2 separate regions of the Homo sapiens genome follow, and region 2 is linked to region 1. Evidence: chromatin loops called from intact Hi-C (ENCODE). Cell type or tissue: CD4-positive, alpha-beta T cell. All regions are shown on one strand. Each heading gives the region's core, and the rest is flanking DNA. Links, peaks and the distances in the headings are about the cores only.

The links. Hi-C counts contacts between places; a loop is a spot of excess contacts. Peaks named below come from ENCODE experiments on the same cell type or tissue, not always from the same donor. Only the 100,000 strongest peaks of a DNase experiment are listed, where the experiment ranks them.
Region 2: a loop joins it to region 1, with 8 times the contacts of the local background. A loop is called at or near these places in 9 of 110 quality-filtered maps.

Annotation. Positions count from the first base shown.
Region 1 is chr16:1,050,371-1,061,801 of GRCh38, reverse strand. No RefSeq gene overlaps it. Among named protein-coding and RNA genes, the nearest start is that of SSTR5, 17 kb to the left of the region's middle. RefSeq lists a silencer at 4,060-4,239. In CD4-positive, alpha-beta T cell, for the core only: CTCF peaks have their summits at 6,331 and 6,537 (motif pointing right); a DNase peak (open chromatin) is centred at 6,521; H3K27me3 peaks cover 198 bases.
Region 2 is chr16:991,579-1,003,009 of GRCh38, reverse strand. No RefSeq gene overlaps it. Among named protein-coding and RNA genes, the nearest start is that of SOX8, 16 kb to the right of the region's middle. RefSeq lists an enhancer at 452-1,108. In CD4-positive, alpha-beta T cell, for the core only: no CTCF peak of the experiment used is centred there; DNase peaks (open chromatin) are centred at 4,659, 5,149 and 6,129; H3K4me3 peaks cover 1,801 bases; H3K27ac peaks cover 2,105 bases.

The sequences.
Region 1 (11,431 bases), core at 5,117-7,616:
GGGCTTCGACATACGTTTTTGGAGGGGCTCAATTCAACCCACTCCACCAGCTTCTGAGTGCTGGGGCCTGGGATTCAACCTCCCCGGCTGGCCGCAGTGACCACTGGGATACATGGCTCACCAGCCAGCTCCTCCCCGGGGCTCAGGCCTCAGTCCCACCCACCCCTCCATGAGGACCACCTGGGGCCCCAGAGAAGGGAGAGGCAGCTGATTGCCGGGGAGATGGAGTCCCGGGGGAGGGGCGGTGCCCACCCCCACCTGCCAGGTTGCTGGGCTCCATGGAGGGGGCACCTGAGACCCCCTCCCAAGAGCCAGGCTTCCTCCTCTCAGCAGAGCCAGGCCCTGAGGGGCAGCCGGAGGGCCCAGGCCTGTGCTTGGTCCCAGCAGAATTGTGTGGTCCGAGCCTGAGAAGCAATTTATTTGCACGTCAGCTCTGGGAGCCTCTCTGCCATTTCTGGAGACATTTAAGAGCTGCCATCTATAACTTCATTAGGGACGGCGGGGCCAGGGGCAGCTGCTGACCGCTGTCCCTGTAGGGCGGGGCTGTGGCAACACCACATTTGCCCAGGGCCTGCGAACCCGCCCGCGCTGTCTGAGGAGTGGCCACCGACGGCACCAGATGGAGGCTCTCCAGCCCTCCCTCCCGAGCCCCGGTAGTGAGAGTGGGTGCTGAAACCCCATCCCGGGCCCCAAAGGACACTGGCCGATTCTCGCGCAGAAAGCCACAGGCCTTGTCGCACTCCCTCCCTGTGGACGGGTGTGGATGTGTCATCATCTGACTGCTCCCTGGGAGGGCTGGGAGTTTCACCCGCTCCTGCCTTGCCAAGGCACTGACCGGCTGGAGGCGCGGAATCCGGCCTGGTTGTTGGCGGTCCGATCTGGGGACCGGCTCTTCGAGGTCTGTCCTGTTCAGCCCCGCCTGGGGCATAGGGTCTTCTAGGTCTCGGGTTGTGGTGCGGGGTTGCCAGATAAATGCAGTAATGGCAGCAAGGAGAACCGGCATTTCCACTGGGCCTTTTACGTCTACCATGCCTGTTTTCCCATGTGGCCCTCCGACTCCTGTGAGGGAGGTGAGGCTGCACTATAGGTGAGGATGTGGGGGATCAAGGCAGGGGCATCCCCCACCCACCCTCAGCCATGCAGCTGACTGGGGCCGGGCTGGGGTTCAGACTCAAAGCTGACGCCGGTGCCTGTACCCCCGGGGCGCTGCCTCTGTCACCAGGACACGGATGGGGCACCACTGGCAGCCAGTGGGCGGGGTGGGGGATATGGAGTCTGGTTCCAGGACCTAGAGGCCACCCAGGCTCCAGCAAAGGCAAACATGCACCCTCCGTGGGGATATGTCCCCCTGGGGCTTGGGCTCCATAGAAGAAATGGCCCGCAATGGTGAGCTCACACCCCGAGGGACTGGCAGACACGGCACCATCTTCTAATTTTTAATGTTCCATTTTTTTTTTAAAGAGATGAAGTCTTGCTCTGTCACCCAGGCTGGAATACAGTGGCACAACCATAGCTCACTGCAGCCTTGGACCCCTAGGCTCAAGTTATCCTCCTGCCTCAGCCTCCCAAGTAGCTGGGACTATAGGCAGTGCCACCAAGTCCAATAAACGTTTTCTGTTTTTTTGTAGAAAGAGTCTCACCAGCTTGCCTAGGCTGTCTCCAGCTCCTGGGCTCAAGCAGTCCACCTGCCTCGGTCTCCCAGAGTTCTAAGATTACGGGTGTGAGCCACTGCACCCAGTCAATAGTATCTTAAGAACCAGAAATAATAATAGAACAATTAAGAGATTATAGGCCAGGCGTGGTGGCGCACGCCTGTAATCCTAGCACTTTGGGAGGCTGAGGAGGGCAGATCACTTGAGGTCAGGAGTTTGAGACCAGCCTGGCCAACAAGGTGAAACCCCATGTCTACTAAAAATACAAAAAATTAGCGGGACATGGTGGTGGGCGCCTGTAATCCCAGCTACTTGGGAAGCTGAAGCAGGAGAATGGCTTGAACCTGGGAGGTGGAGGTTGCAGTGAGCCAAGATCACGCCACTGCACTCCAGCCTGGGCCACAGAGTGAGAATCTGTCAAAAAAAAAAAAAAAAGATTATACATGAGTTTAAAATGACTAAAGAGATAAAAGTAGAAATGAAAAACAATATAATAGCATGAAAAGGACCCAGCAGATTAGAAAAACAACCACACAGGACCTTTAACACGAGGAATATGGCTGTTGGTATAAAAACCTCAGCTGATGGCTTCAATAGCAGATTAGATGTGGCCAAAAGAGAATATGGGAGTTGGAAGACAGCCCTGAGGAAGTCACCCAGATGATGCCTCCCCATATAGTAGCAGGTAAGAGACTGAAACTAAGCTGCAGAAAGGCCAGTGTTTTCACATTGAAGACACTCTCCAATCCCTGCTCAGAACATCGGAAAAATGAATCGAGACCCAGACCCAACAAAGAGGGTGGGAGACATCAGGAAACACCTACACATTAAAAAAAAAACAAAAAAAAACCTCTAACCCTAGGCTGAGCGCAGTGGCTCACGCCTGTAATCCCAGCACTTTCTGTGAGGCCAAGGTGGGAGGATCACTTGAGGTCAGGAGTTCAAGAGACCAGCCTGGACAACATAGCGAGACCCCAATCTCTACAAAAAATTAAAAAACTTGTGGGGCATGGTGGCACACACCTGCAGTCCCAGCTACTGGGGAGGCTGAGGTGGGAGGATCACTTGAGCCCAGGAGTTTGAGGTTGCCTTGAGGCGTGATGGCACCACTGCACTCCAGTGTGGGGGACAGAGCGAGGCCTTGTCTCAAAAACATGCCTGGTGTGGTGGCTCACGCCTGTAATCCCAGCACTCTGGGAGGCTGAGATAGGCAGATTGCTTGGGTCAGGAGTTCAAGACCAGCCTGACCAACATGGTGAAACCCCATCTCTACTGAAAACACAAAAATTAGCCAGGCGTGGTGGCACGTGCCTGTAGTCCCAGCTACTTGGGAGGCTGAGGCAGGAGAGTCCCTTGAACCCGGGAGGCGGAGCTTGCAGTGAGCCGAGATCACACCACTGCACTCCAGCCCGGGCAACAGAGCGAGACTCCGTCTGAAACACAAAACCCCTCCAGCCCTGTGAAGTGTGCAAAGAGGCTCCGGAAGCTCGCAGATGAGATGCAGGCATAAAGCCTGCCCCCACTTCCCGCCCCCAGAATGTCCTGGGGACCCTGGTGGGCACTGGTCAGGGCCCGTGGGGGTTTCCTGGGGCAGGATGCAGCTTGGGTGACTGGGCTGAGGCCCCCAGCCGACTCTGGGGGGTCCCAGGCAGGTTGGGGCAGACGGGAGGGCGGGGGTTGGGGAGGCAGCAGCCCCTTCTCTTGTGGCGTGGCTGTGACTCCCTTCCCTTCACACGAAGCAGTCAGGATGCGGCAGCCGGGGGCTCGGGGCCTTCACGGGGCAAGTTCAAGCCCAGCGCCGGCCTCCCTGGGACCCCCCACAGCTCCTGTCATGATCATGTCACGTGGACATGGGATCTTTGGCTGAAGAGACAAATGGCAGCATTGACCAGGGGCAGGCAGAGGCCGGACACTGAGCAGGAAGTGGGGGCTGATGGGAGCCGGGACTCCGGGTGGGGGAAGGGAGGGTCTGCTGGCAAGGCCTCCCCCACCAGGCCGCTCTCCGTGGGCTCTGAGCGCCCCCCGACCAGCCCCCCAGGGGTCCTCACCCTGGGACCCCCATGTCCCCCATGAACTGAATCTGCCTGGACCCCATGCTTGGTGACGCCCCCACCCCCCTCCTCCCAGCTCCAGGGTGGGGGGACCCTGCTTCGTCCCTGCCCGGACCCTGTCGGGGGAATTAAACAGGGGGATGGGGCGTGGGGCAGAAGGGACAGCAGCAGGGGCTTAGGGCCACCTCAGAAAGTGGGGGCTCCTGGAGGGGACCAGCCTCCCTGCCACCTGGCGGGTGACACCGGGGTCCCCAGGCACAGGCCGCCCACTGCCCAGCGCCGGACTCCCCAGCTCCACCACACCTGGTTCTCTCCCCGACCAGGCCCCGACCCTGGGGACCCTCGAGGAGGGGCCTGGACACGCCGGGGGGGGGGTTGCAGCAGCCCCCACCGGACGGTCCCTGCGTTTGAACCGCGGTGTCGGGACCGCCGGCTTCTGGCGCCCTCTGGTGGGCACAGTGGGCCCTGCGTGAGGTCGGGCTTGGTGGGCGGCTCTGAGGCTGGAGCTCAGTGACAGCCACAGTGGGTCCTGAACTGGGGCTGGGGCAGAGGCAGCGAGAGCCGGGGTCCCTGTGTCCCACGGCCTGGCAGGGACCCGCTCCCAGCAGCTCTGTTGTGCGGCCTTGGCTGGTCAGTCAGCCCCTCTGAGCCTGGTGTCCCCGGCAATACGGGGTCACAATGACGTCCCCTGCCCACTCTGCCAGGCATTTCCAGGAAAGCCCTGCCGTGGGCCCGTTCCCAGGCCTGAATCTGTTCCTCGGGGACCTCTGGATTGGCAGGCCCTGCCCTGGTGCTCCTGACAGCCCTGCCCAGGCCAATCCTTCTTTGGGGATGGGTACTGTCAGCCTCACGGGCCCTCAGTGATAGGGACAGGAGACAGAAATTCTAGGTAGAAAAAGATGGGGTTCCTGAGGAACCCCACCCTCAAGCCTGGAAGCATAGCCCTGAGTGAGAACACGCATTCCAGTTTCCCTGCTCCAATGCTGCCTTTTCCAAAACCACCACTGCCTCGCCCCACCCCCATCCTGTACCCATAAAAACTCCTGACCTTATTGGCAGAGAACAGAGCAGGCAAGGAGAGGAGAAGCAGCTGGCCATCGGAGATGGCAGTTTGACATCAGAGAGGAGCAGCGTGACCTCAGAGGGACAGCTGGACAGCAGGACTTTGGAGAAGAGTCTGGTAGAGACGGCAGGACTTCAGGGGACTATCACCTTCCCCCTCCACCCCCTCTCCAGCTCCCCCTCCCACTGAGAGCCTCTTCCACCACCTTCCCCCTCCACCCCCTCTCCAGCTCCCGCTCCCTGTGAGAGCCTCGTCCATCACCTTCCCCCTCCACCCCCTCTCCAGCTCCCCTCCCTCTGACAGCCTCTTCCATCACCTTCCCCCTCCACCCCCTCTCCAGCTCCCCCTCCCTCTGAGAGCCTCTTCCATCACCTTCCCCCTCCACCCCCTCTCCAGCTCTCCCTCCCTCTGAGAGCCTCTTCCATCACCTTCCCCCTCCACCCCCCTTTCCAGGTCCCCCTCCCTCCATCGGCCATAAAATCCCTTGCATTTACTATCCTTCAATTTCTTCATGCAACCTGATATTTCCTGGATGCTGGACAAGAGCTTGGGATACAGAAAGCTGTCACACTGACCCTCTGCCCTCGAGAAAAGGCAGAGGGTCCACTGAGCTGTTAAACACTCCAGACATCCTTGGACAGCAAAGCTAAAAGCACTGTAACACACACCCTCTGAGGCTTCACGGGTCACAGGCACTGCCCTAGACACTGCCACAGGACTGCACGGAGTTCTGCTCCTGCTGTGCCCAGAAGTGTTCACTCCAGCTCCTGCACCCGCCCACCTGCGTGCTCCTGCTGCCTCGAGGGGTTGAGAGCTCTGGGCTAAGCAAGATACCGCTGTCACCAGGCCCACAAAGGGGTCAAGGAAAATTTCTTGTTTCATTGGGGTGTGCGTGGCATGGACGGGAGAGGAGGGGCAACACAGGGCTGCCTTTACCAGGTCACTCCCCTTTCTGCCCTTGGGGACCTGCCTCAGTGCCGCCCCCCAGGTAGATGGGTTTGGGGCCAGGGACCCCCCCAAAGCAGGCAACCCTCAGCTCGGCCACCCTCTGACCTTGGGTCCCATGGCCGGGCTCTCAGGTAGGGCCTGGCCACCCAAAAGCAGCCCCAGCACCCCAACCAACCCTCACCCCACAAGGCCACAGTCCCTACAGCAGCCCCAGCACGTCCCGGCCCGCTGTCCCCTGAGCACCCCTGACAAACCCTCGTCCTGCAAGACCACAGTCCCTACGGCAGCCCTGCCCATTCCTTCCCGGCCTGGAGCTTAGGGTTCCTGCAACAGGCTGGGGCCTATGGAGAGTGGCTTGCACCTGGTGTGCTGGGGTGTGGCTGTTAACACCTGGGGCGCAGCCTCACCAAAGCAGGGTGTTCGCAGTGGCTCTTATACCACCACGGGGCGGGCCTCCCTGAGGCCCCTCTGCTCCATCTCCCTTTGTCCCCAGAAGCGCTGAGCCCGAGCGCCCTGGGGTCCTGCTCTGAACACACTGTGTGCCCTTCCCTCCCCAGCTGGCCCTCAGAGACCCTTGGCAGGGCCTGATTTTCAGGACCACGGCCGCAAGCAACCTCCTGGCCCCCTCCTCCCCTTCAGCTCTGCAAACCAGCTCCCTGACCAAGGAGACTTTCAGAACTGCCCTCTGATCCTGCAATCTGAGAGGACCACACCACCGTGCAGCCCCCACCCCGGGCCTCGGCTCCCTGAGCCCCAGGACCCCGCATCAGGGCCTGAAGAATCAGGCGGAGCACGGCCGGCGCTGGCCACTGGGGGGCACACGTGCAGTTCTCAAGGCTCCCAGCAGCGCCGGTGTCCGGCGTCCAGTCCTGCCAGGCTCAGGCCCGAGGACAGGGGTTGGGGGTTCTATGTGGGGCTCCTCCTGCCCTGTGGCGAGGGCTTTCTCATGCCAAGATTGAAACCCCTGGTTTCCAGGCTAAGACCTAGGGCCCAGAACCAGCCCAGCTGACCTTCCTGGCCTGGCTGCAGGGCCCAGGGAAGCTGGACCCTGGGGGTGGGACTGGGACCCTCCCGCCTCCCCCAGCCCCACCCACTCTCTGCTGGCTTTGCTGCCGGCGAGTGGCCAGCCCGGCCGCCCCACACCCTCCAGCAGCTGGTGGGCGACCCTCCCGGCAGCAGGACTTGCCTGGCTGGGCCGGCCACACCTGCTGCAGCAGCTGGCTCAAAATCCCCAAATCCTGGCAAGCTGCCCGCCTGGCCCCGCACCGGCCAGGCCAGCGCATCCTTGGCCCGTAGGGTCTGCCTGTCCTTTGCTGAACCGGCTGTTGGGGACCGTGGCCAGGTGGGCAGGCGGACAGCACCCCAGCCTGGAGACACCAGGGCTGCTCACACGCCAGGCTGCACTGTCTCAGCCCTTTGTGTGTGTGGGTGGGGGTGGTACCCCGCCTGGGCTCTGCTGGAGCAATTCAGATGAGAGTCTGTAGGCTTTTCAGGAGAAAGAAAAACAGAGACATGGGTGCTGGGGTCTGACCCTCACCCCACCTCCTCGGGCAGGGGAGAAAGCAGGGTGTCATTCTTCTGAGGGCAGGCGGCCGCTGGACAGGCCCAGCCCCCCTGCCCCGGCCAGCCTGCCCCAGGCCCGTCAACCCCCTCAGTGTCCATCTCCGGCTCATCCTCACTGGGACCCTCGGGCCAGTGGCAGCCTGGGTAGGCCAGGAGGGTGTGCAGGCCAGGAGGGTGTGCAGGCCAGGAGGGTGTGCAGGCCAGGAGGGTGGGCAGCACCAGGAGGGTGGGCAGGACCAGGAGGAGCGGGGCTCAGCTGCCACAGGGGCCCTCCAAGCCGTCACCCAACCCTGGCCTGAGTTTGCCACTTGATACCTGGCCACTTGGCTGCTCCCAGGCCTTGGGGGAGGCCGGGTCCCCGGCTGCCGGATGCTGGGAGTCAGAGCCCCAGGAGCAGAGAGGCGGTGGTCGCCGCCCATCCAGGGCCTAGGTGGGGGTGCTGCCAAGGCAGGTGGCGAAACCGCAGCCAGTGCTTCCCCCCGTGGGTGCTCGCTTATCCCCGCCCCCCGGCATTTGCTGAGCACCTACTGTGTGCTGCCGGTCCCTCCGTGCTGAGACAGACCCAGCAAGGGGCCTGCGGAAACTGCCTTGTGCCCAGCACGTGGCTCCTCCCTGGCCCCCCACTGTCTGCGTGCGGGGGCTCCCCAAGCATGCACCCTCCTGGGACCCTGCCCTGCCCAGTCTGCACCTGCTGGGTGCAGGTGGGGCCCCTTGCTCTGCCTGGGGTCAGTGGGAGGGGCTGGGGTGGCTGTGGTCACTAAGCAGGTATTCTGAGGGGAGAGCCTGGGCAGCATCAGATGGTGACATCCTGGGGTCAGCGTCCTGCACTCAGCAAGACAGCAGCCCCTGCGGAGTGCTGAGTGGACAGAGGTGGGGGCTGGCTCGTCCTGTGCCCAAGGCTGGGTGGGAGAGCACTGCAGCCCCGGCCCACCCCAGCTGCCCACCCCAGCCTGGTGCCCACCCCCTGAAAGTCCCCCCTGCTGGCATCTGTAGCCGAGGTAACTGATCCCTGGTGGGGGCCGGGCTGGCCTGGGCTCTGGTCTCTCTTGGCTCCCGAGCCTCCGGCCCAGCTGTTGCTGAGGAGGCTGCGTCTGTCCTCGGGGCCAACAGCTGCAGGCCCGGAAGCGCCCCCCTCCCACATCCCCCAGAGCAGGTGTGTCCCCCACAGCCCAACCCAGCCTGCCAAGGATGGGTCCCAGGGATACGGGGGCCTCCTGCCCTTCTCTGCTCAACTTTTCGGGGCCTGGGCTGGGACTGCTGTTGGAGTCCTCAGTCCTGTGGGTAGCAGACGCCAAGTCCCTGGTGGCCAGCCTGTGGCCAAGTGGGCTGAGCACTCACTGCAGCCCCGACCAAGAGCAGCTGTGCCCCTCAGCCACGCTCACCAGACCCAAAGTGCACGGCCGGGCACACACCCTTCCACCTGCCCCACTGTCCAGGCTCGGCGGGGGCCTCCCCGATGCCACTCCCCTCCCTCCAGGCTCCGACACCCACACTGTCCTCACTGACCTGAGAGCCTGTGTCACAGTGTCCCCAGCGTGGCAGGAGAGGGATGCCTGAGCCATGGCAGCCATTGGTGATCCCGTGTCAGCTGGGTGACAGCTGAACCCCAGGCCAGCCCCTGGTAGCCCACCTGCAGTGCCCCTGGCGGGCATCCAGCCCTGCCTGGCCCAACTCCATGCCATGCTATGAGGCTGATCAATTCCCCAGCAGTCGGTGGCCACAGCGGAGGGTGCCTGAGACTCCAAACTGGGGACCCACCTTGTGGACACCCTCCCTCCTCCACCACAGCTGTGGGTACCATGTCCTCCCTCCTGCCTCCTCTCGCTTATGGGCCTTGACACCCCTCCCCTGCCCTGCCCTCCCTGCTGCCTGCTGGACCCATCACTGCCTTCAGCCCCTGAGTCCTCCTCTGGCCCTGGAACCCTCCCCAGCTTGCTATCAGGGCCCAGCATACCTGCTCCAGGGATGGGGTGCAGCCCCCACCCTGACTAGACCCCGGCACAGGAGACCTCAGGTTAGGGACTCCCCCAGGGAAGTAACTGGAGCCCCCGCCCCATGGTGGAGGGGCCAGGCTCCGGGGGACCTGCCAGGGGTAAGTGCCAGTCAGACTGTGTGCCCGGGACAGCTGCCCTGCTACAGTTGGTTCCTGTCCTGGGCTGAACGGTGTCCCCCAGATTCATATCCACCCAGAACCTCAGCGTGTGACCTTACACGGAGATGGCATCTTTGCAAATTTATTTATTTATTTATTGAGATGGAGTCTTACTCTGTTGCCCTGGCTGGAGTGCAATGGCGTTATCTCAGCTCATTGCAACCTCCGCCTCCCAGGTTCAACTGATTCTCCTGCCTCAGCCTCCTGAGTAGCTGGGATTATAGGCGCCTGCCACCACGCCCGGCTATTTTTTGTATTTTTAGTAGAGACAGGGTTTCGCCATGTTGGCCGGGCTGGTCTTGAACTCCTGACCTCAGGTGATCTGCCTGCCTCAGCCTCCCAAAGTGCTGGGATTACAGGCATGAGCCACCGAGCCTGGCCATTTTTGCAAATTTAATCAGCTAAGATGAGGTCATGCAGGATTACGGTGAAAGGGTCCTTGTGAGAAAAGGAAAAGAGGAGAATGGGTAGGGCTTCCAGGGAGGTGCCGGGCCCGGGGACGTCAGGGCCCAGGGGGCCAACAGGCCCTGGTCATGCTCTCATGGCAGAGTCAGAGAAGATGACGAGGCCATGGCCTCTGCACCCCCAACATCCAAATCCCCGCCCCCACGCCCAGACCCCGGGGGGCCGATCTCTGGTGCAGAGAGGTGTCTCCCCAGGAAAGCGCAGAGGGGGTCGGCGTGGCTCCCAGGTGTGGGGAGGGCGGCACATCCGAGACGTGGATGCAGGACCCAGAGCGGGAGCTCTGGGGAAGCAGGAAGACCCCTGTTCCTCCTGGGGCAGGGCCGCCCATCGGCCAGGTGGTCTGGGCACAGAAGTGGGTGGGCCTGGTGGGCCCTGATGCAAAGGGTTGGAGGGAGTGCAGGGCTCGATTAGCGATGCCTGCCCTGGGCATACGGAGGAGTGGGGTCCTATGTGCCATGGCCAGCTGAGAGGGAGAAGGCCTTGCCGGGAAACCCTCAAAGGTCCTCCGCAGCCAGCCCGAGCTGAGGTTGCACAGGGGCCTCAGAGCCAGCACCAGGCCAGTCTCAGACGTCGGGATCAGAAGGGGTTGCAGGGCCTGGTCCCCAAGACCTGTGTCTCCCACTGACGGCCTGGCAGCTGGGAAAGAGAAGGGAGAAACCCCCTCCCCAACTTCCCCAGCCTGGTCCCCTCCCGACCCCAGGGACAGAGCCCCGGGCCAGACGTGAATCAGTGGCCCCACCAAACCTCCTACATCTGAGTCTGCGACTCCTCCCGCCCACCCCGCACCAGATCCATCAGCCACCCCTGCTCCAGCGACGGACACCTTGCCGACACCGGGCTTCGGGGCCCCTGCGAAGTGCTAAGTGGCTTTGCGCAGGTGATTCATCTGGGCCCATTTCTCCCAGGGTCTTCAAGCATCTGATGATTTTATTTGGATGGAGCACTCTGCAGGCCGTCTGCATTTCCCATCTCAGGAACCTTTCACTTCTGAGAGCGACGGGAGAGGTGGATGTTTACTTTATCGCTTTTCCCTGTGCAGGAGTTTAATAACTTAGCAGCCGGGCCGAGGCGGCGACGCGTAGGGCCGTTTGTGTCTCCGGAATTCTCTTCTTTTCCAGGCCCCATGTGTACGCGCCGGCTGGCTGCGGATCGTGTTTTCCCTCGAAAGAAGTGGTTTTGCTATTAAGTTCAGTGTTTCGTCTAGATCGTTCTACCAGCCCTCGCTGCTGGGCTCAGCTGCCCGGGGATAGCGGCTGCTCCTGCCGGGTCGGCCCCGAAACGCCTGTCTGAGGCTCAGCTCAGGTGTCCAGGCCAGTGCTCGGGGCAGGGCACTCCCAGACAAAGCCTGAGCCTACGCCGGCCCCACAGGCATCCCACCTGCCCCAGGGGCCGACCCCCGGCCGGCTGCCACAGCTCCCTGGTCAGCGAGGCTCACTCTGGCCAGCTGGCACCCTAAGGCTCTGAAGAAGAGCGAGCACCTGTTAAGCACCGACTGTCTGCTGCTCGTGGACTCGCCTTCTCTCTAAACGGGACGTTC
Region 2 (11,431 bases), core at 3,685-6,184, 57 kb after region 1:
GCCCTCCGCCGTGGGAGGCCACTGTGGTCTTGAGGCTTCTGGGGAAAGGTCAGGCTTGTCTTTAAGCGACGCGATGCCGGTGGCCTGGATGAGTCACCCCCGAACGTGAGTCATCTCAGCTGCTGGGAATCTTCCAATTGTTTGATTGAGGTGAGATCCACATGGCGTAGAATTAGCCGTTCACGGCATGGGGTGCTGTGGCATCCAGCGGGGCCGCAGTATCTTGCAGCCACCTCCCCACGCCCTGCATGTCGTTCTGGGGCAATTTCATCCGGAAGGAAACCCCTCGCCCCTCGGCCGTCCCCCCAGTCCAGCTCTTGCGTCTGCGGACCTCCCTTTCTGGCATTTCCGCAGATGGAATCGCAGGTGGCCTCTCAGGCCTGGCCTCTTCTGCTCGGCGTGTGTCGAGTCCTTCCCTGCGGTGGCTGAGCCGAGGCTGCCCCTTTTCATGGCTCACGTTCCGCGGTATGGATGAGCCACGTCCGTGGGTTCCTTCACCCGGGGAGGGACATCGGGGCTGCGGCAGGTGCACATGTGCGGGTCCCTTCACCGGGGAGGGACATCAGACTGCGGTTGCACAGGTGCACAGATGTGGGGTGCCACAGACCCACGGTCTTGCTTGGTTTACCTGTGTGAGCCCTCAGGTCACCACCAGGAATCCAGCGTCTCTCCCCTCCAAAGATTCAGTGGAGCCTCAGGGAGCCCAGAAGGGGGCTGGGCCTCCCTCCTGCCACATCTCCAGTTCCAAGGGACCCTGAACTGTGCCCAGGTGACAGGGCCCTCAGAGCAAGGGACTGTCCACCACGTGGCTCACTGCCAAGAGCTCCTGGAGGTGCCAGCATTCCGCTGGGCCAGGAGGGCAGCAGCGGCGGATCTGAGCTACAGTTTGGACGGACCCCTCAGGCAGCAGAAGCCCCTCGGAGGCCCAGGGGAGAACTCCACGCCCCCACCCCTGGGGCTCCCTGGAAAGGCACCGAAGGAAAAAATGTTCCTGAAAAACTAAACAAGTGAATTCAGAAGCTCAGGTGTCAGAGCTGGGGCCCCATGACGGGCCAGGGACAGCCATCGGCCCCTCCGTGGACACCCAGGGTTCCCTGGAGGAGAAATCATACAGGGCAGGTGGTGAGAACTTGAACTTCACCTCCACGGTGGCTTCCTCACGGGGCGATGTGAGGCTTGGGTGAGGTGACGCGGCATGTTTCAGGCTGAACGGTGGCCACAGCTGACCCTGGGAATCTGTGACTCTGGCTTGGTTGGGAAATGGAGTCTTTGCAGATGTAATTGATCAAAAGATCTTGCAGTGGGGTCATCCTGGGTTATCTGGGTGGGACCTAAATCCAGCGATGAGTGTCCTCATAGAAGCAGAGGAGGAGACAGACATGCAGAGGAGACAGCCGCGTGAAGCCGGGACAGAGGTTGGAGCGATGTGGCCACAAGCCAAGGGACACCTGGAGCCACCAGGAGCTGGAATAGGCAGGAAGGATCTTCCTCTGGAGTCTCATTGGGGAGCGTGGCCCTGCCCAAGCCTTGATCTCAGACTTTTGGCCTGCAGACCTGTGAGAGGACAGGTTTGTTTTCTAAACCACTCGGCTCATGGCACTTTACTTGGGCAGCCATGTGGCACTGCCACACCCCCGCAGCCAGGCCCTCAGCTCCAGGCATCTGGAGCTGCCTACCCCGCGGTAAATGCTGAGCTGAGGAGGCATCTCCAAGCCACCTGGGCCCCAGCTCTGGGAGGCCCTCAGCACTCCAGCCAGGTGCTCATAGCTGCCGTGTCCCGGGGGCACCGAGGCAGGGCCCTACCCCACTGAATGGGAGGGGCAGCACCTCCAGACCCGAAAGGCCAGCGCCTGGGGAGCTGAACAGGGGAGACCCACCGTCCACACGTCTGCCTGGGACTCTCCTGGCTTTAGCCCTGAACATCCCTCAGCTTGGGGACCCCTGGGCCTAACCCCGACAGGCTGATCCTCCAGTGGATACTCCGCAACCTCCAGGCTTCACTTCGCAGCCCCCATATCTGCCCCTCACACCCAGCAGTTTTTCCTAGAGGCGCCACTGGGCAGCCTGCACGTCGGGGCCCAGGATGCCGTGGCCAGCAGTGGTTGGGATTTCACGGACTTTAGACAGCTGCCAGTGTCAGGGTCCCGGGGGCTTTTCCCGGCCGCCACCCCCCCCCGCCAAATGGAGCCATCAGCTCCCTCTCCCCAGTCATGGAGACCGCACTGCTGTCCTTCCTTCCAGGCCAGGAGGAGCCCCCGCCATGTGATGAGCTGGGACGTGTGTCCACCCCGTGAAACCTGCTCTGCACGGCCTGGTCTTCAGGAGAGGAGCAACCCAGATGGGCTGAGTGAGGAGCCCAGGACCCACAGCCACTGCACAGAGCCGGGGGCACCTGTTCCCCGCACCCCCGCTCTGCTTGCCCTCCCACACCCCCAACCTGGCTTCCCACCGACTTTCCTGCTGGCATTCCAGGGAAAATCAAATCTCCTGGGGAGAAACGGCTTCTGTGTCCAAATGAGCTTTCCGAGTCCAGGTGCAAATGGTTTGGGGAGCTCCAGGAGCAAAAATACGGTTTCAATTTTCCAAAGCAGGCCGAGATCCCCGAGTTTAACCCACATGGCCGAGAAGCGAGGTTCCCACCCAGACCCAGGTCATCACCCAGCCGAGGCCACGGGGAGTGCGCTGTGCACATGGCATCGCCAGGGCCTGGGGCTCCTGGCTGGAGGTCAGGGAACTGGGGTCCCTGTCCCCGGTCCCATGGCCGACAGCACTTCTTCCTCTGGCCGCGGCTGGAGAACCAGCTGTCCAGGCCACTTGTCAAGGTCACTAAGAAACTTGGGTGGGAGAAGGAATTCATCCCAAACTCAGGAACCTTCCTGGGGTCGGGAGACACGGCGCTCAGTGACCTCCCAACTGGTACTTCCCAGGGACGGGACGCGGCCCTCACAGGGGGCGGCAGGTGCAGCCTCAGCTCTGCAGCTACCGGCCCCACCTCGGTGTTGTCTGAGGTTAAATGGAGTCCCAGCCTCGTGCATCTTGATTTGAGGGCCCTGAGCCTGCGGGCATCAGGGAGGGCCAGGGAAGCACCAGCAGGTGTGCCAAAGTGTGGGCACCCCCAGGGGGCAAAGGCCCTGCCACCCTCCCAGGCCAGGCTCTCAGAAGCCCCAGGGAGCCCACAGTGCCCGGACCTGCCTGGCCCCTGCTGGCTGAGCTGCCCCGGAAGAGCCTCCCTGCTCTTGGGAATCCCTGCAGGTCCACAGAGCCCTACCCCACATCGGCCTCTGACTGCTGGCTCATGACTGCTGGCTCATGACTGCTGGCTCCAGCAGCTCGAGGGGACCTGTCCTGAGCTCAGCCCAGGGGCCAGGACATGACTAGTGCGTCTCCAGACTCTGGCCCAAAACCCAGCCTCCATCCACCCCTCAGTGGCTTGAAGCAGCTCAGCTGGTCATGGGGGCTGGTGAGCAGCTCCGTGTGCCTGGCATGAGGCACCAGGGTCAGTTGTGACCTCACGGAGGAACAGCCTGGGGATGGGGAAACTGGGACCCACGCAGTCCCACCCCTCACAGTGATTACTGACAGTGACCATGGCCTTGAAGGAGACCATCAGAGGGTTCTGTCTGGGCCAGTTTAGGAGGGCTTCCAGGAGGAGGCAGCATGTGAGCCGAGAGAGGCATGGGCAGGAGAGGCAGGTTCAGGGCCAAGGACAGTCCAGGGCCCAGGGTAGTGGACACCACTCTCCCTCCTCCCAGGAAGAGAAATGTCCCCTTCAGGCAGCAGTTTCTAGAAAGATCTGGGTGGAGCCGGCAGGGACCACCAGAAGCTGCTCCACCGGGAGCTGCCCCACCTGGGGTCCCTCCACCTGTCCTCTACCACATGCCAGGGGCAGGCACGTGATCCGACTCGGTTCCCATCCGGCCCCTTGGGAACCAGCGAATGCCCGTGCCGGCTTGCTCCGTGGAACCAGCTGGCTTTCCCTCTTTCCCCCTTCCTCTTTCTTTCTGAAATCTGGATGCAGTTTGCTGCGTGGCCTCCCTCCTCAGTCCTGGCCAGGTGGTTTACCTGGGCTCCTATGCCACCTGTCAGTTTCCTCCCTGCCTGCTTCCCCACCAGCACCGGCTGCCCAGGCCTCCGGGCCTTCCTGCCGTCCTCCTTAGAGAGAAGAACCTCCTTGGGCCTTGGAGAACCCCCACGCTGGGTGTGCTTGGCCATCCGCACAAACGGGCTGGGCCGGGGCCCTCACGCTGCTGCTCGCTGGATTCCTTCTGCCCTGCACCTACCCAGGAGGCAGTCCCCAAATCTAGTTCACTGCTTCCAACTGCTCCCACTGTGTGGCACCTGGTGTGCACCTCCTGCCTGCTCCAGAGCTCCCAGGGCCTCCTGTGGGCACCGAGGGCACCTATGCCCTTCCCCTTTTCCCCCCATGGGTCCTGCGAGGCTGGCATCACTGCAGGTGAGGACCTGCCAGGGTCATGGCCTGGAACCCTGATCTGGAGTCTGAGCCCTGTCCAGGGGTTCTTGACTTGGGCCCAGCACTGCCCTGGCACCCAGCAGCCTTCACGCCTCCCGTGGGCCTCTCCAGCTGGCTCTGGGCGCCACCTGCCTGGTTCCAGCCACAGACTCCTCTCCTGCTGTCTGTCCCGCTGCCCTCTGACACGCCATGCAGGGGGCCCAGGGCACCCGTTTCCCAGACACAGTAACGGTGTCTCAGCCAGCTCCTGGCAGGCCTGGCCCGAGCCAGCCAGCAGGGACCACCAGGAGCTGCCCCAGCCAGGGTCCCTCCACCCATCCGACTCGAAGCAGAGCCCCTTCTCCCACAGCATTTTCAGAGCTTAGGCTGGGGGATCGGGGGTGCGTTTTGCAGACATGAGCTTCACAGATTTAAAATAAAGGAGGATTCGGGTGGGGACTCTCTGGGGGCTTCCTGCAAACCAGCCCCCGCGCAGGCTGTGTGGTAACCGAGGGCACCGTGGCAGTGAGGCAGGAGCAGTCGGCGCCCACACGCCGGATCTGCCGCACCCGCTGCCACCCACAGTCCTCTGGCGAGCTCTCAGATGGGAGGAACAGGTGACAGGGAGCCCTCCCCAGGGGAGCCGCGCCCCGAACCTCACAGGCGGGCGTGTGGAGCGGGAGGCGGGGGTGGGGTGAGGCCTCCAGACCCCATGGAAGATTGAAATGTCATCTGTCTCGTTTTCAAAGGAAGCTCAGCGGGCTCCATCCCCGCCTTTTGCAAGAAGATGACTCTTCTGCCAGATGGGAGGGGACGCCCACCTCCGCCACGCCAGCTTCTGTCTTCCTCCCGGTGACGGCACCACAGCTCCCCCGGCACCGCGTACATTCCTGAAGTGGTGAGGCCCGGGGACGGCCTGTGACCTGCCTCCTTCCCGGGAGGGGAGCTGGGCGGGTATTTAATGAAAGGAAATGCTCCAGCCGGCTGCTTCCTGCTCAGGTTGCCCAGCCTCCCTGCCGCTCCTGCCGCTGGCAACCTCCCGCGCTGGACACCGTGGAGGAGGCGGGCAGGCTCAGCACCCAGGGCCCCTGCAGGCACCGGCAGCTCTCAGAGATGCCTGGTCACTGGAGGTGCTTATAGGACCCGGCCTGGGCGGCCATCCGTTCCTGCAGACCCTCCCTCGGGGGCCCAGGGAGAAGCAGGGGCTGCTCTGAGCCACAGACCTTCCTCTTCCCTAAAATGCCTGAGGATGCTTCCCTGAAGGGGCCAGTGTGGGACTGGGGGCTGACAGGGCACAGGAGATGCTGCCTGGGTGTGTCCAGTGGGGAGACAGAGCTCTGGGGGTCTGCACCCAACAGCCTCCTCCCGTTCAGAGACAGCACGCTCCCTTCTCCTCCCTGAGAGGGAGGAAGCCCCATGCAGGGGTGGAGGTTTTGGTGTGGCCCCAGGCGTGCTGCGGCCTTGGCAGGGCAGCAGACCCTGGCCCCGTCCCCACCACTCCTCTTCCTGGGCTTGGGCCCCGACTGTGAGGGGTGGACTGTGGGTAAATCACCAAGAAGTGGAGTCAGGGGCCCTCTTCTGTTAAATGGGGTGAAAACTCGCACCAGCCCCATGAGCCCTCCATGCCTTTGTTGAGATCAAGCTGGAGGAGGACCAAGCACCCAGACGCCCTCCCACATATCATCACTGTCACCGTCACAGCCACCACTCCCTTCCTTTCCCCTTTGCCCCCGCCCCAGCCCTGACCCTGGGGTGCTCAGGGCCTCATTTCAGAACAGGTGAGCACCAAAGCCCTGACAGAGGCTAAGTCTCCTCTTTCTAACAGAATCTTCTTCCCTGGCCAAGACATCCCCTGGTACTTAGAGAGATGAGAAACTCACTGTGCAGGGGAATCGGGTGGCTGCGAGCCGCCTCACCTGCTCCCTTCCTCTTCACTCCTGCAGGTGCCCCCACGATGCCTCGGAAAGTAACCATGGCCGCCCTCATGGCAGCTCACCTGTTTTGGGGTATTTTATTCGCATCTGCAGAGTAGAGAGGAACATTCCAGAATGTGAAGACTTCAGAACGTGGACCCTGGGTTCTGGAGAGCAGGTGGCCTGACTTTTAGCTGGGAGCTGGGGGGATACACCCACAACTCAGTGGGAGGACCCCCAGCCGCTCTGGAGACCTGGCTTTCCAGTAGGTCTGCATAGCTCTGAATTGATTTTGGAAGAAACCGCCCTGAACTGTTTTTCTCACTGCCCTGTCTGGAAAAAAAAAACATCACCTTGTAACTTTATGTAAATGAGCCACATAGCATGCTCCTTTGCAGGAGGGGCTCAGCATGCCTGCCTGGTTCCTCCTCGTTACTGAGCTGGATCTCAGAATGGGAAAAGACCATAGTTTATCTACCTGCTCTTGAGGGGTGTGTGGAAAGTTCCCTGTTTGAGATCTACAAAGAACCTTCTCTCCTGGTGAACACAAGCGTGCATTTCACACGGGTGGACTTCCAGCAGCAGAATTGCTGGGTCATAGGTCACTGGCATGCCAGCTCTTGGTGGGACCACAAACCATCTTTGGAGTGGTTGTGCAATAGCAATACAAGCTTCTATCAGGAGGATGAGGCCCCGCTTGCCCATGTCCTCACCAGGACTGGATGTCTTCCCTCTGAACTTCAGCCATCCTAGTGGGTGCTGCATCTTTTAGAGAAATGAGCTTGACACATACTTCTACCATGTCTTGATAACTCAAGGTCACAGTCATTAGCATTAACCACAGTCCTAATGATGTACTCAAGCTGAGCAGGCAGGTGTCCCATGTCATGCACTCAGGGCCCCCCAGTTAGCAATGACTCCACCTGCACAGAACCCACAATAGCTGCCAGATGACAGATCTGCCTAGGGCTCCTGAGGTCTCTGCCATGCTTACCTCCCTGTTAGCTACCCCTTTGCCCTTCCTGCCAGTGGGTCTCCTGTAGAAATTGTTCTCACCATTGGAGCAATTTAAAGAGAGCGATGATGACCCTGAGCTTCCTGCTGCTGCCCAGCCTGTTTCCGTTACCACTGAGCCTTCATTTGGTTCAATGCTCTGTTCAATGCTCTGAAATATCTCAGAGACTTGAATCTGTTCTGCCTGGAGCAAACATGCCCTGCTTCACCTTCATTCATTCATTCACTCATTCACTGATTTGTTCATTCAGCAAATACTCATTGAGTATCTGGTCTGTGTCCAGGATAATTTAGGTTGTGGGTGAAGGCCAAGGACAGTTACGGCCCCAAGCTTGTTGAGCTCGTAAGGCCACCCAGGGACACATGGCTCATGTTGTGAGCCATGGCTCATGTTCTACCCCCACTCCACCATCCACACCACAAAGCATGTTCTTCTCCACAGATGGGCACGGGCAGTGTGGAACCTTCCATACCTGCCCACTAGATGATCACCCATCCTGCTTCTCCCAGGACTGAGGGGCTTCCCAGGACATGGGACTTTCACTGCAGAAACTGGAAATGTCCAGGCAATCCAGGATGAGTTTGGCACCCTACTGCTCACTGAGTCCTGGGACCCACAGCTGTGAGAGGGCTGCATATGGAACCGGTGGTTGTGCCTGCCTCAGGCATGTCTCAGACCTGTCCCAGGTGTCTCCTAAGCACTACCACTCACTCAGGTTCAGAGAGAAAAGAGCAAGCTGGAGCCATCCAGGTAGGATACTTCAGACTGAGTGAAGAAATGAAGGATGATGCTGTCTAACTGAATGAGAGATGAGCTGCTCAGAGACAAGACTCATTGGAAACATCTATCCTTGTGAACACAAGACTCACCAGATCCCTGCTCAAGACTCAGTGGAAACATCTGAAGGGCCCCATTTCCTCAGAAAGCCTCCACTGACCACAAGGCAGGTTGGGTCCCTGTACTGGTTCTTATGGTCCCCTGTATGTGTCCTGTTTTGCCCTTTCCTGATGTATTGAGGGAGCTCAGGGCTGAGTCTATCTCCTTCTCCTTTAAAGCTCAGCACCTACTACATAACAGTCACTGAATGAATTAATGAATGAATGAAGGAGTGGATGGATGGGTGGATGGGTAGGTGGGTGGGTGGATGAACAGATGGATGAATGAGGGGGTGGGTGAGTGGATGGATGTATGGTTGCAGTGGATAATAAATGGATGAATGGGTGGGTGGGTGGGTGGATAAATGGATGGATGGATGGGTGAGTGGCTGGTGGTTGGATGGATGGATGGGCAGGTGGGCGGTGGGTGGATGAATGGGTGCATGAGTGGATTGATGGGTGGGTGGATGGATGGGTGGGTGGGTGGGTGAGTGGATGGATGGGTGGGTGGGTGCGTGAGTGTGTAGTTGGGTAGGTGAATGGATGGATGAGTAGGTGAAAGGATGGATGGGTGGATGGATGGATGGATAAATGGGTGGGTGGATGGGCGAGTGGGTGGATGGATGGATAGGTGGGTGGGTGGGTAGGTGGGTGGATGAATGGGTGGGAGGGTGGATGGATGGGTGGGTGGATGGATGGGGGTGTGGATGGGTGAGTGGGTGGTGGATGGGTGCATGGATGGTTGGATGGGTGAGTGGATGGATGCGTGGGTGGATGGGTGAGTAGGTGGGTGGGTGTGTGGGTAAATGGGTGGGTGAGTGGATGGATGGGGGTGGACGTGTGAGTGGGTGGATGGACAGGTGCATGGATGGTTGGATGGGTGAGTGGATGGATAGGTGTGTGGATGGGTGAGTGAGTGGGTGGACGGATGGGTGGGTGGATGGGTGAGTGGGTAAATGGGTGGGTGCATGGATGGATGGATGGGTGAGTAAATGGGTGGGTGAGTGGATGGATGGGAGGGTGGATGGGTGAGTGGGTGGATGGATGGGTGCATGGATGGTTGGATGGGTGAGTGGATGGATAGGTGCATGGATGGGTGAGTGGGTGGGTGGGTGGGTGAGTGGGTAAATGGGTGGGTGCATGGATGGATGGATGGGTGAGTGGATGGATGGGTGGGTGGATGGGTGAGTGGGTGGATGGAGGATGGGAGGTAGGTGAATGGGCAGTTGGGTGGATGGGCAGGTGTATGGAGTATATGTCACCATTGTCCAGCAGGCAGACTTTTTGCTGATCATATGCAGGTGTGGGTCCTGTCCCTGTAGCTCAATGACAACTTCAGGTGATATGTGTTGAGTAGCTGTTTCTAACCAAACCCTGTGTAAGCACCTGACCCACCAGCATCTCCTGTGTTCCTGAGCGCCATTGCCGGGGAGGTGGGCACCATTGTCACCATTTTGCAGGTGGGCTACTGAGGCCAGAGAGGCCAGCAGCTTGTCTAAAGCCGTACACACCAGGGGGTTTTTGGGGAGCCAAGTGTCTCACTCCTTTCTCTGTCTGAACCCTAGACGCATGATGCCACACCTTAGGGTGAACTTTGACCCTTCCTTGACACCCTTTTTCCTCTCAGGGGAAAAGGTACAAGGCATGGGTTTCTAGAGCCAGTCCCCCAGGCCCTCTGACCACCTCTGTCCACCCCCTCCTTTTTTTTCCCCCTGAGATGGAGTCTCACTCTATCGCCCAGGCTGGAGTGCGGTGCAGTGGCATGGTCTTGGCTCACTGCAACCTCCACCTCCTGGGTTCAAGCAATTCTCCTGCCTCAGCCCCCCAAGTAGCTGGGACTATAGGCATGCCCCACCACGCCCAGATTATTTTTGTATTTTTAGTAGAGACAGGGTTTCACCATATTGGCCAGGCTGGTCTCGAACTCCTGACCTCAAGATCTGCCCACCTTGGCCTCCCAAAGTGCTGGGATTACAGGCGTGAGCTACTATGCCCAGCCTGTCCACCTCTTCCTTTAGCAAACAAAATCCCTGGGCGACCAGAGTGACCCCAGAAATTGGAGGAGGGCAGAGACCCCGTCTTTGGAGGTGATGTGGAGGGTGTCCAGGCCCGCCCTTGTCTCACAGGCGCACACCCTGCTGGAGGCCAAGTGTCGGACATGAAGGTGACGCTGCCCCATGCTGTCCAGACACCCAGCAATGCTCAGCACCCGGAAACAGGACCGGCCTCTGCTCTGCGTGGAGCCCACCCGGACAGTCCATCTCAGCCCCTTCTACCCAGGGACCCCCAGGCCCCTGCCCGCATGCAGGAACTGTCCTCTGGGCAGAGCAGCCCCCTCCCCATGAGGGTCTCGCAGGCCCAGGACTCGCGTCCAGCAGCTCCTGGACATGGCCTTGCTGCCCGGCCAGGGCTAGTGTCCGTGAACAGAGAATAGTGTGTGTGAGCGGCTCTGTCATCTGTCACTTGGGGCTGCCTGTGTCCCTCTCCAGGACCTCAGTGCCGATCGCAGGAAAGGATGTTGGCACGGCCCCCGGTGGGACAGGCCAGCCACGTTAGGGGATGCTGCACGACAAAGCCCACGGCGGTGGTGTCACATGAATGTCACCTGCTCTTCACACCCAGCCTAGGAAGGGCTGTTGACTGGAGGCTGACATACCCAGCGAGGCCTCTGACGTCCCTGTCACCCCCTGGGGTGGGAGAGTCCCCTCTTCCAGCCTGTCTGGGGCCTTGCCCCTCCCTACAGCCCAGCTCGGGAAACAAATGCTCCTTCCAGCAGCAGCAGAGAGCTGTAGAGCCGGGGCTCCGGGCAGCTTCTGAATCCAGCTCCCAGGCCACAGATCACAGGGACAGGACGGGAGCCTCCCACACAGACGCCAGGCAGCAGGACCCCGGGTATGTTCCTTCACCAGCCTCTCCCTCCACCCCCCTAGCTGGGTGGCTCTGATCTGGATGCTTCCTGATCACGGGGAAATCTGCAGACCCACGAGGAGCTTGAAGCCTCTGAGTGGGAGAACTGGGTCTGCGGGGGGGGTGGGGGGGGGGGTTGGGGGGGACCCTTTTTCCCGGTGACGTCTAAGTAACCATGGTGGCAGCAGCTGACGCTGGCCCAGCCTGGCTCCGGGGAGGGCTTCTCCAGGTCCTTTGAGACTCCCCTCCCCTCTCCTCGCCTCTTCTCCCT